Regions from separate parts of the Homo sapiens genome. Here region 2 is linked to region 1. Evidence: chromatin contacts called from ENCODE Hi-C or POLR2A ChIA-PET data. All regions are on one chromosome and are shown on one strand. The core of a region is the stretch at or near the end of the contact, and the rest is flanking DNA. Distances in the headings are between cores, read along the strand shown. Region 1 holds the start of SNAI3 (snail family transcriptional repressor 3). Region 2 holds the start of CDT1 (chromatin licensing and DNA replication factor 1).

Region 1 (5,851 bases), core at 140-2,639:
ATTACCCATGTAAATTCCGCACACATGTGTAGTCACATGCGCATCCACATACACATAACAGAAGCCAGTGTCCTTCACCATGAGCCAGGCACTCCGGCAGTTTCTGCTCTATTTTATTTTACAAAATTGCTGGGGGTGACTGATGAAACTGATTTCAAAATGCACATTTGAAAAGCATGGTCCTAGCTGGCACCCCCTGGTGGCAGCCCGGGCCTCGGGTGTGGGTCCAGGTGGGATCCCCCCCATCCCCAACTCTGGGTTCTGAGCTGGGATAAAGGCCTCTTGGCGGTGTTGCTGGGGGCCACAGCCCCAACAGCGCCCTTCCTGCTCTCCCCCACCGGCCACAGAGCGTGAGTCCCGACCACCGCGTCCGCCGGCGCCCCTCAGTGGGCCTTTGTCCCAAGAAGCTGCCAAGCCAGGTGGGGACTGCTCTCACCGCCCGTGTGGCAGGCTGTCCTCTGAAGGACAGAGTCCTCTTCTCTCGTGTCCCTAAGCCTAGCAGGCAGTGGGAATGAACGGGCAGCCCGGTTGCTGGGCACCCATCTCCCCAGCCTAGCCGGTGTGTGGAGGATTGCAGCCCTTTAGCCCAGCCTGCCCAGGCAAGCCTGCCGGGGTGAGCAGGAGGGCTTCTGGGGTGAAGGGAGGTGGGGGAGGGAGGGAGACCACGGGCGGAGGCTCACCTGAACTGAATGCAGGAGGGGCAGTGCCTTTGCACCAGAAAGAGCCCATGTGTCCTTCTCACCATCCCCTGTGCTTACACCCCCAGTCAGCATGCTCCGGGGGTCCCTGAGCCGGGCCGCCCCAGACGGCCCTCCTTCCCTCCCACCCACCACCCCGCGACCCCTCCCAAACGTGTGCGCCAGGAAGATGACTCCAGGGTGCCTTTAGCTGGGGCTGTAGTGGTTGGGACGGGCGGCTGTATATCAGGGGTGAGTTCCAGGGAGACTTGGGGGCTTAGAAAACTTAGAAAACTTCTCCAAGTTGGGAGAGAATCCCGCCCGCCCTGCCGGAGGCGGGGCTCAGTGCCCTGAAGTGGAGGCGCCCGTGGGCCACCTCCCTCCCTGCAGCCGCAGCCGCTGCGCAGAGGCGCTGGCTCCTTCTCCTCCCACCTGGGACAGGTGTCTCCCCAGCCCCCGCTCCCAGGGGCCTCTCTCTCTCTCCCGCCCCTCAGGGTCGAGTCCCGGCAGGGGCTCGGGGATCGGGTAGTCAGTACCTCTCTGCGTCTCCAGCCGCCGGTAGTTGGGGACCCTGTGGCTGGAGTGCGTTTTCACCAGGAAGGAGCGCGGCATGTTCCCCTCCCGGGCGGCAGGCCGGGGTGGGCTGGGGCGGGAGGGGCGCGCCTGGGTCCGGACTGCTGCGTCCGCCGGCGCTTGAAGGGGTCAGGCTCATTAGCATAGCGCGCCGCCTCCGCCAACCAGCGCCCGGCGCGAGTGGGGCGGGGCCACGGGGGCGGAACTGAGGGCGAGGCGGGGTCTCGGGCAACACGCCCAGGACAGGTGCGCGGGCGGGACGGGGCGGGGAGCGCGTGGCCGCCGGTGTCCTCCCCACGGGAATTCTCTGGCGTGCGCGCCGCCGAGTCACACACCGACCCGTCGGGCCTGGCCACCCACTCGCCGTGAGTGAAGGGCAGAGTTCAAAGCTGTGTGGAAACCGAGCGAGAATCTCTTCCACAGAATGTGGAAGCGTCGGCCGAGCGCGGTCCTTGGAGAACCCTTGCTGCGGAGAATGACGCTCACTCTGCGGCCTGGCCTCGCCTCCCCATCCCTTCTGCAAACTCACAGGACAGGATTGATGGGGAGAGCCCAGGCGAAACGAAGCTGACCCTAGTGACCAGCCCTACTGGCGGCTCTGGAACAGGCCCGGGACCGGTGGCCTGGAGACAGTGGTCCTTTCTGGATGGGCTGCAGTCTCCGAAGGCTTCCCCCACTGGAGTCAGCCCTTTAGGAGTTTGTCCAGTGCCTCCAGAAAGCTGTTTTTTGGGGGACGGAGGACTTGGCCTGGAATTCTGGAATTCCCAGGGGGTCAGACATGGTTATGGGAAGTTTAATAAAACCGGTGAATCACGTGAATTCTGCAACAGCTGCACGTGTGACCTGGGCAATCCGTTTCCCTCCTTTGTGGTCCTGTAGAGCCCTCAGGGTCATAAAAAGCTGGGAGCCGCTGTGTCCAGTGTCTGGGTCTCTTTTGACATGGACATTTCATAACGTTGGGGGCCAGGTGGGGCCGTCTCTGGGCTGGCGTGCACACAGGGTGTCCCTGGCTGTGCCGCCGGCCTGCCTCCCCAGCAGGGCTTCCACCTCAGAGCTGGGTGGCCTTTGCCCCCTGTGGGCCGGGGGTGGAGAAGGTGGGGGGTGGTGAGTCCATGGAAGCTCTGAGGGACAGACAGCAGGGAGGAGGGCCGTGCCACACCAGCATCCCACGTCCCACATCACACGTCCAGGGTGTGAAAAGCTGGGCTAGTATCAGCCCCACTTTGCCAATGAAAAAAAACTAGGCTGTGAGTCTGGGCTCAGCAGCTCACGCCTGTAATCCCAGCACTGTGGGAGGCTGAGACAAGAGGACTGCTTGAGCCCAGGAGTTTGAGACCAGCCTGAAAAACAACATGAGACCCCGTCTCTACAAAAAAAAAAAAAAAAATTATTTTAATTAGCCAGGCGTGGCAACACCCATCTTCAGTCCCAGCTACTCAGGACGCTGAGGAGGGAGGATTGCTTGTTGCAGTAGCCTCCAGGAGGTGGAGGCTGCTGTGAGCTATGATGACCCCACTGCACTCCAGTCTGGACAACAGAGCAAGACCCTGTCTCAAAAAATTAAAAAAAAACAAAAAAGAAGACCAAGGCTGTGAGAGGTTAGGACACAGTGGGATTGGGACCCAGCCACACTCCAGCTTGTCTGCCACTTGGTGAGGGGGAGTGGAAGGACAGGTGGAGGTGCCCCTGGAAGAAGGTGCCCGCCTCTCCTGCAAGCATGGCCTGGCACCACCACGCCGGGAGTGTAGATTTCAGAGGACACATGCCTGCCTTCTGCTTATTCACCTGTTCCTCGCCTGGAAAGGTTTCTATTTATAGCCTCCCTTCCTTCTCTCTCTCCCTCGCAGACACAGATAACGCTTGCAGATACCTGAGCCAAGCCTCCACCCACACCGTCCCTCCCCGCCCACCTACCCGTTGTGTGGCCACCCGCCAAGCCCCAGCAAGCTTATCTCCTAATCCCAGCTAGAGCCTGGTGTTACTCAGGGCTGCTGTAGCCCTCCCGAGGAGAATGGCTGATCTCATCCCGGGAACGCCCTAGAGGGCCTGCGAGCACCTTTGGGGTGGGGTCCCAGGGCTGCCGCAACAACTTGCCCCCCAGGGACACTCAAGTCGGCTGCAGACTCACTCTTCAGCTGTGATGCACAGGGCGGTGTCCAGGCTGGACCCAAGAAGGCCCCACAGAGGGAAACATCAGCGTCCCCCTTCCCACAGGTGCAGCCTCGGGGGTGGGGATTGGGGGAGGGCGGCCGTCTCCATCCTTTCCGTGTCTTCCGTTCCTCACTGCCGGCAGCTTGGCTCTGGGGGTTAAACTGACGTGCCCCTGAGTGGGGAAACCCACGGCCCACAGCCTGCTAGACCCGCCCTCCTGAACTGCAGCAGGCGACCCAGGTCCTTGCCCCCTTCCCTGGACATCTAGGACATCAGGATGATGACTTGTGCTGGGCCCGGCAGCCTGGCCCCTCCCATCTGCCTCCATCCGACACCCAAGAGCGGTTTTCCAGTGGGTAGCCCACCCCAAGAATTGCCGGTCAGGGCAAAAACGGTTAGAGTTCCATTTATGTTGACATTTTCATCCTTCCTACACGTATGTCTTCCTGCCTTTCTGGTTTTACAGTGACTGTAACCATAGTGTCTGGAGATGTGCACACAGGTATCCAACACGGTAGACATCTCTGTCACCATTGACTGTTGTTTGTTTTAAGATGGAGTCTCACTCCAACCTCCGCCTCCCAGGTTCAAGCAATTCTCCTGCCTCAGCCTCCCAAGTAGCTGGGATTACACGTGTGCACCACCATGCCAGGCTAATTTTTGTATTTTTACTAGAGACTGGGTTTCACCATGTTGGCTAGGCTAGTCTTGAACTCCTGATCTCAAGTGATCCTCCTGCCTTGGCCTCCCAAAGTGCTGGGATTACAGGCGGGAGCCACTGCTCGTTTTTTACTCATAGGGCTTTATGACCCAAACCTTGGAAACCCTCACTCCGAATTAGAACACAGTCCTTGAGAGCTAGACCAGGAGGGGCTCAGCCCTTGCTACCTGCACAATGCCCGCCTGTGGTCAGGTGCATGCTGGGGGTTCAGCAGGGCTTGTTGAACTGGATGGAAGAGAAGCAGGAGCTTGCAGACAGTGTGGCCTTTCTAGAGGCCCTGCCCCATGCTCTGGGGGCACGTAGGCCCTGTCTGTCTCGAGTGGAGACACTCAGGTGAAGACCCAGGCCCTCAAAGGAGAGTCTGGCAGCTGGGCCTTGCTTGTCCTTGGACTCAGAGAGATGGCCCCTCTTGTAGGAGCAAAGGCAGTTCATCGAGGCAGACATCCCATGCGGAGGCAGACATCGAGGGACAATCCCATGCGGCCCAAGGTCATGGGCCCATGGAAACTTGAACCCAGTGCTTGAAATCTCAACATCCAGCCAGACCGGGCGCCACTGTGTGCTTGGTCCCCCTCCGTGAAGGGGAACTCACTACTGTTTATGGCTGCCCACACCACCGTCTGAGGGCCGGATTGTCAGAGGGAGGGTGGTTTTTTGTTTTTTTGTTTTTTTTTTTGTTTTTAAGACGGAGTCTCACTCTGTCACCCAGACTGGAGTGCAGTGGCGTGATCTTTGCTCACCGTAACCTCCACCTCCTGGGTTCAAGTGATTCTCCTGCCTCAGCCTCCCAAGTAGCTCGGATTACAGGCATGTGCCACCATGCCTGGCTAATTTTTGTATTTTTAGTAGAGACAAGATTTCACCATGTTGGCCAGGCTGGTCTCCAACTCCTGACTTCAGGTGATCCACCTGCCTTGGCCTCCCAAAGTGCTGGGATTACAGGCGTGAGCCACCGCACCTGGCCAGGAAGGGTGGTTCTTAAGCTGGGGTTCAGTGGACACATCCTGTGTGATATGGGGGTTCTGAGAGGCAGACAGGGTTGTTTTCAGAGCCCCCAGCGAAAGTGGCTTTCAGTGCCAGTGCCAGGTGGCTGGCAGCCCTGTGCTCTTGGGAGATGAAGGGGATGGACATGGTATTTGCCGTGTGCCTTTCCCGGGATGTGTCGTTTGCCTGGCAGATGGCCTAATGCCTAGTTGTCTGACCTGCAACCATGAGTCCCCCCAGGAAACTTGCTCACACTGGCAGACGCCCCGTGGCTCCTGTCTGATTCACGTCCAGGTTATGCCTGCCTGACCATCGCTCTGGTGTTGGGAGCCTGCCCTCTGTCCCCCACGTCCCCGAGAAAACCCAGCCTGGGCAGCCCCTGGTTCTTCCTTGTGGAAGGTGCAAATTCAGTCCCCACTGCAGTAGGAAACATGTTCAAAGACTTACTACTCACAGGTCCTGGGCAGGGAGGGCGCCAGGAGTGGGAAGGGCCATCCTCCGTCCCCAGATCCCACAGGGCAGAAGTGAAGAGTCAGGCAGAGAGAAGACAGTGTGTGGTAACGGGCCGTATGCACAGGGAATGGGGAGTGGTCACTGCAGGTTCACAAGCAAATGCCTGAATGGTCTGATTAAAGGAAGTGCAGGGAGTGCGGGCAGCCCAGGCTCCTGGGTGGGAGATACGCCCCTAAGTGCTCATCTCTGGCCCCTGACATGGGCGGTTGAGCGTGGTGTCCTCCTGGTGCCC
Region 2 (5,137 bases), core at 741-3,240, 120 kb after region 1:
TTTGCTACCAGCTGCTTGCAAAACACAGGTCTAGGTGCTGATCCCTTATATACAGATGGAAAACAAATGCCTCACCACGCCCTCCCCATCCCCCCACTTATGAACGTCCTCACTTTTGAGGTGTTTTGTTTTGGAGATGGAGTCTCGCTCTGTTGCCCAGGCTGCTGGAGTGTAGTGGCGGGATCCTGAGTAGCAGAGATTACAGGTGCCTGCCATCACGTCCGGCTAATTTTTGTATTTATTGTAGAGACGGGGTTTTGCCATGTTGGCCAGGCTGGTCTTGAACTCCTGACCTCAAGTGATCCGCCCGCCTCGACTTCCCAAAGTGCTGGGATTACAGGCGTGAGCCACCGTGCAGGCCACCTTTGAGGTATTTTGCAAGCACCAGTTGCATCATCAAACCGGTTTCTATTCCTTTAACTTAAAAAAAAATAGGCACAATTCACGCTTTTTACAGAAAACTTGGAAAATGGGAAAACAGAAGCCCTCCTCTGAGCCCTGGCCGCCTCCACCCGCGTCCCCTTCCCTCGCAGGCCTCCAGGCCCCGGCGGCCCGCATTGCTTTGCGGGGGACTTCCGCAGCGCTGCGCCTGGCCCTGCTTATTGGCGTCTCTGGAAGGAGTGGCTGTGGCTCGGGCTCTCCAGATAAACCGCGCTCTAGGCCGTTTCCCAGATAGGAGCGCTATAGGTTTTAAGAACTAAAACTTTAAAATCTCAGCCCTCAGCCATGCTAAAGGCAGTTTCTTTTCTTTCCTTTTTTTTTTTTTTTTTTTTTTTTGAGACGGAGTTTCTCGCTCTTTCGCTCAGGCTGAAGTGCAGTGGCGCCATTTCGCCTCCCGGGTTCAAGCGATTCTGCTGCCTCAGCCCCCCAAGCAGTTGGAATTACAGGCGCCCGCCACCACGCCTGGCTAATTTTTGTATTTTTAGTAGAGAGGGGGTTTTACCATGTTGGTCAGGCTGGTCTCGAACTCCTGACCTCAGGTGATCCGCCCGCCTCGGCCTTTCAAAGTGCTGGGATTACAGGCGTGAACCATCGCGCCCGGCCCCTTTTCTTCGTTTCCATGTAATAGCTTGATTGAGAAATAATTCACATATCAAATCCACCCTTTTAAAAAGCGAGCAACGCGGATCGCGGAGGCCACGCCTGTGATCGCAGCGCTTTGGGAGGGGGCAGTTCCAAGAGAGCGGATCACTGAACCGGGGAGTTCGAGACCACCCGGCAACGTAATCTCCGCCTCGATAGAAATAGTTTTTTTTTTTTTTTTGAGACGGAGTCTCGCTGTCGCCCAGGCTGGAGTGCAGTGGCGCGATCTCGGCTCACTGCAGGCTCCGCCCCACGGGGTTCACGCCATTCTCAGGCCTCAGCCTTTTGAGTAGCTGGGACCACAGGTGCCCACCACCACGCCCGGCTAATTTTTTGTATTTTTAGTAGAGACGGGGTTTCACCGTGTTAGCCAGGATGGTCTCGATCTCCTGACCTCATGATCCGCCCGCCTCGGCCTCCCAAAGTACTGGGATTACAGGCGTGAGCCACCGCGCCCAGCCAGAAATAGTTTTAAAAAAAGAAATAAGGAGCGTGCGGCCCGCGGGGGAAGCGCCTTTACCAGCTCGAGCCTGCAGCCCCCCAGGCCGCGCCGTCCTCGGCTCCCCCGGGCAGCGCCGGGGTTTTGTCAGGCGCGCGCTGCTGTTTGCCTGGATTGCGCTCATTCTGACCCTGAAGCCAGCGGCCCCACTGACACGCCCTGAAAAGTGGGAGCCACACGCGGGATCCGGAGACCGCGCTAAAGTCCCACGCACGACGGCGCCCGCCGGCGAGTCCACGCCCGCACGTCGGCGCATGCGCGCGGCCAAGCCGGTGCCCGCGCCCACCAGCGCGCATGCGCGCCCCGTCCCTTCCCTCCCCCCGTGCTCTGCCCCGATGGTTCGGTCCGCGCCGGGGGCGGGGCCAGGGCGCCCGCGGGAAATTTGGCGGGAACCGCGCCCGCCTCTTCCTCCCTTCCTTCTTTCCTTGCTTTCGCCGCGCACTCCGCCGCCATGGAGCAGCGCCGCGTCACCGACTTCTTCGCGCGCCGCCGCCCCGGGCCCCCCCGCATCGCGCCGCCCAAGCTGGCCTGCCGCACCCCCAGCCCCGCCAGGCCCGCACTCCGCGCCCCGGCCTCCGCTACCAGTGGCAGCCGCAAGCGCGCCCGCCCGCCCGCCGCCCCCGGACGCGACCAGGCCAGGCCACCGGCCCGCAGGAGACTGCGGCTGTCGGTGGACGAGGTGAGGGGCGTGGGGAGACTGAGGCCGGGGAGTTGGGGGCGGGGAGACTGAGGCCCGGGGGGCAGGGCTCGGGGAAACTGAGGCGGAGGGACGGGGGCGGGGAAACAGGCGGGGGGGACGGGGCGCAGGGAACTCTGGGACAGGCCGGGGGATCCTGGGGGCGCCCTGCCACCACTGGGGACTTGGCTGGCTCCTGAGATGAGCAGGAGGCACTGGGGGGCTTGCACCGGGATCCGATGATGGGGCTGGAAGTCCAGCTTCTCTGCGAGGCCAGGGCAGGGGTCCGACCTGGAAACGGCCCCGGAAGACGAGAGCAAGGCTGTGTCCCCGGCCTTAGCACAGACCACCATCTACGGGAAGTCCTAAGCCCCCCAGCCATGCCCGTCCCAGTTAACTCAGAGCGGCTTCTGATCCTTCGGGGTCCTCTGCAGAGCCAGGAGCACCAGGTCTTGTCATGAGTTCACCCTTGGGGTCCCTCCCACCAGGTTTCCAGCCCCAGTACCCCCGAGGCCCCAGACATCCCAGCCTGCCCTTCTCCGGGCCAGAAGATAAAGAAATCCACCCCGGCAGCAGGTCAGCCGCCCCACCTGACATCCGCGCAGGACCAGGTGAGGGGCGGGGCCTGGGGCAGATGCGGGAGGGCTGAGTGGTGCCGGCCTGCCTGCCTGCCTGACGGCACCGTGTCCCCTGATCCCCCTGAAGGACACCATCTCTGAGCTTGCGTCATGCCTGCAACGGGCCCGGGAGCTGGGGGCAAGAGTCCGGGCGCTGAAGGCCAGTGCCCAGGATGCTGGGGAGTCCTGCACCCCAGAGGCCGAGGGCCGCCCTGAGGAGCCATGGTGAGTGCTGGGTGGGCGGCCACGAGGCCCCGGCAAAGGCCGGGTTGGTGGCAGGCGTGGCCCAGCGAGCCTGTCAGAGGCCCAGGTCTGCTCCTTCCAGGGAGGGTGGTGGTGAGGTCACCAGGGCGCGGACCCAGACCCCTGAGAAAAAGGTCCCGGGCACTGCTGGCGCTGTGCCCTCAGTCCCTCCTGCGGGGGGCAGCTCCTGCCTCGGGGACTCTGGCAGGTTTCAAATGCTCCTGATGCATTGGTGTGTTGTCTGCCTCTGCCCCTGAGAGCTGACGAAACTGCGCTGGGGAGAGGGCAGAGCTTCCCTGGGGGAGCTGCGTGGACACAGCAGAGCTGGGGTGTGGAGCCGGGCTTTCCCGTCACCACTGCTACCCCTAACGGTGCCAGTGCTGGTGGGTGTGCAAGGGCCGCGAAAGCCATCGTGTGTGGCATGGCAGGCCCCATCGGAGGGTCTCCCTGGCCGAGGGGCCTGCTGTGGCGTTGGAGGGGTAGGGGCCTACTGCTTCTCATGAGGCTCCTCCCTCCCTGACAGTGGCGAGAAGGCGCCCGCCTACCAGCGCTTCCATGCCCTGGCCCAGCCCGGCCTGCCGGGACTCGTGCTGCCCTACAAGTACCAGGTGCTGGCGGAGATGTTCCGCAGCATGGACACCATCGTGGGCATGCTCCACAACCGCTCCGAGACGCCCACCTTTGCCAAGGTCCAGCGGGGCGTCCAGGACATGATGCGTAGGTGAGTGGCCGGGGGTGGGCTGTGGCTGTCCTGGAGTTGGGGGTGGGCCCGGGCCTGCCTCCTGAGCCGCCCCCATCCTCCCATAGGCGTTTTGAGGAGTGCAATGTTGGCCAGATCAAAACCGTGTACCCGGCCTCCTACCGCTTCCGCCAGGAGCGCAGTGTCCCCACCTTCAAGGATGGCACCAGGAGGTCAGATTACCAGCTCACCATCGAGCCACTGCTGGAGCAGGGTGAGTGCTGGGTGCGGGACCTCGGTTTCCCCATCTGTGAGCCGCACAGTTTCCAGGGTGGGTGTGAGGTGCTGGGCATCTGGCCCAGGACTGGTCACGGGTGGGTGGCTGGGTGGCCTGGTGGGGACTTAGGCCTGGACTCGTCCCACAGAGGCTGACGGAGCAGCCCCCCAGCTCACGGCCTCGCGCCTCCTGCAGCGACGGCAGATCTTCAGCCAGAAGCTGGTGGAGCATGTCAAGGAGCACCACAAGGTGAGCGGCCCCCGGCCCCGCTGTGTGAAGATGGTGGCACCAGCACTGCCTCAGCACCTAACCCTGTGCTTGGAGCATCCCTGCCACTCACAGCTTCTCCCGGGATGGAACTGGGCTGGGTTCACCCTGAGCTGAGGGCTGGTGTGCTCAGGGTGCAGCCGCAGGCACTGAGGAGGTCCCCAAGGCGTTCAGCGAGCGCGGACCATGGGAGGCCTTGTGCTCTCCCTCCAAGCTGAGCACTGGGCAGAGGCTGAGTGACTTGCCCGAGGCGGCCCGGCTGGGACGTAAGCACAGGCCTACCTCACATGCAGTCTGCCCTTGTCTCAGATGTGCCCAGGGTCACCCATCTACTCCTTCTCCCCAGGCCTTCCTGGCCTCCCTGAGCCCCGCCATGGTGGTGCCGGAGGACCAGCTGACCCGCTGGCACCCGCGCTTCAACGTGGATGAAGTACCCGACATCGAGCCGGCCGCGCTGCCCCAGCCACCCGCCACGGAGAAGCTCACCACTGCTCAGGAGGTGCTGGCCCGGGCCCGCAACCTGATTTCACCCAGGGTGAGACTGCGAGGCTTGGGCAGCCCATTTCTCCCGGGTGGGTGGGCCAGCCTGACCCCAGGCTTAAGAGGTGGAAGCCTTGGTGATGAGCTTGACGCCTCATCTGGCTTCCTCCTTGGCTGGCGGATCCAGAGAGTTGGTGGCATTTGCCCTCTGTCCCCAGCTGCAGCCTCTAAGCCTGGCTCTGCCACTAGCCCCATGTGGGGAGTTGGCCTGGGCAGGCGATGCTGCACACTGGGACACTGCATTGACCGGCACAGA

What was found. Hi-C counts contacts between places; a loop is a spot of excess contacts on that map. ChIA-PET counts read pairs that join two places held with the same protein, here RNA polymerase II (POLR2A). Pooled maps may share reads with other maps.
Region 2: a map of naive thymus-derived CD4-positive, alpha-beta T cell shows a loop between it and region 1 (4-fold over the local background). The contact joins the promoter of CDT1 here to the promoter of SNAI3 in region 1. A Hi-C loop is called at or near these places in 2 of 168 maps with a recorded cell type or tissue (PC-9 and naive thymus-derived CD4-positive, alpha-beta T cell), 8 of 37 single-sample maps with no recorded cell type and 10 of 50 pooled maps. POLR2A ChIA-PET finds 5 or more read pairs at or near these places in 17 of 52 experiments (B cell, BJ, GM12878 and 13 more).

What each region holds. Positions count from the first base shown.
Region 1 is chr16:88,685,118-88,690,968 of GRCh38, forward strand. It overlaps SNAI3 (snail family transcriptional repressor 3), which reads right to left and starts at 1,390. Exons shown (of 3, transcript NM_178310.4): 1 at 1,214-1,390. The coding sequence starts at 1,289. It overlaps SNAI3-AS1 (SNAI3 antisense RNA 1), which reads left to right. Exons shown (of 4, transcript NR_024399.1): 4 at 1,674-2,069. RefSeq lists silencers at 1,001-1,160, 1,211-1,670, 4,583-4,757.
Region 2 is chr16:88,801,799-88,806,935 of GRCh38, forward strand. It overlaps CDT1 (chromatin licensing and DNA replication factor 1), which reads left to right and starts at 1,991. Exons shown (of 10, transcript NM_030928.4): 1 at 1,991-2,261; 2 at 2,747-2,869; 3 at 2,964-3,100; 4 at 3,642-3,839; 5 at 3,926-4,071; 6 at 4,223-4,323; 7 at 4,688-4,876. The coding sequence starts at 2,034. RefSeq lists enhancers at 1,245-1,820, 2,539-3,422, 3,423-4,305, 5,043-5,137 and silencers at 1,753-1,992, 2,073-2,182.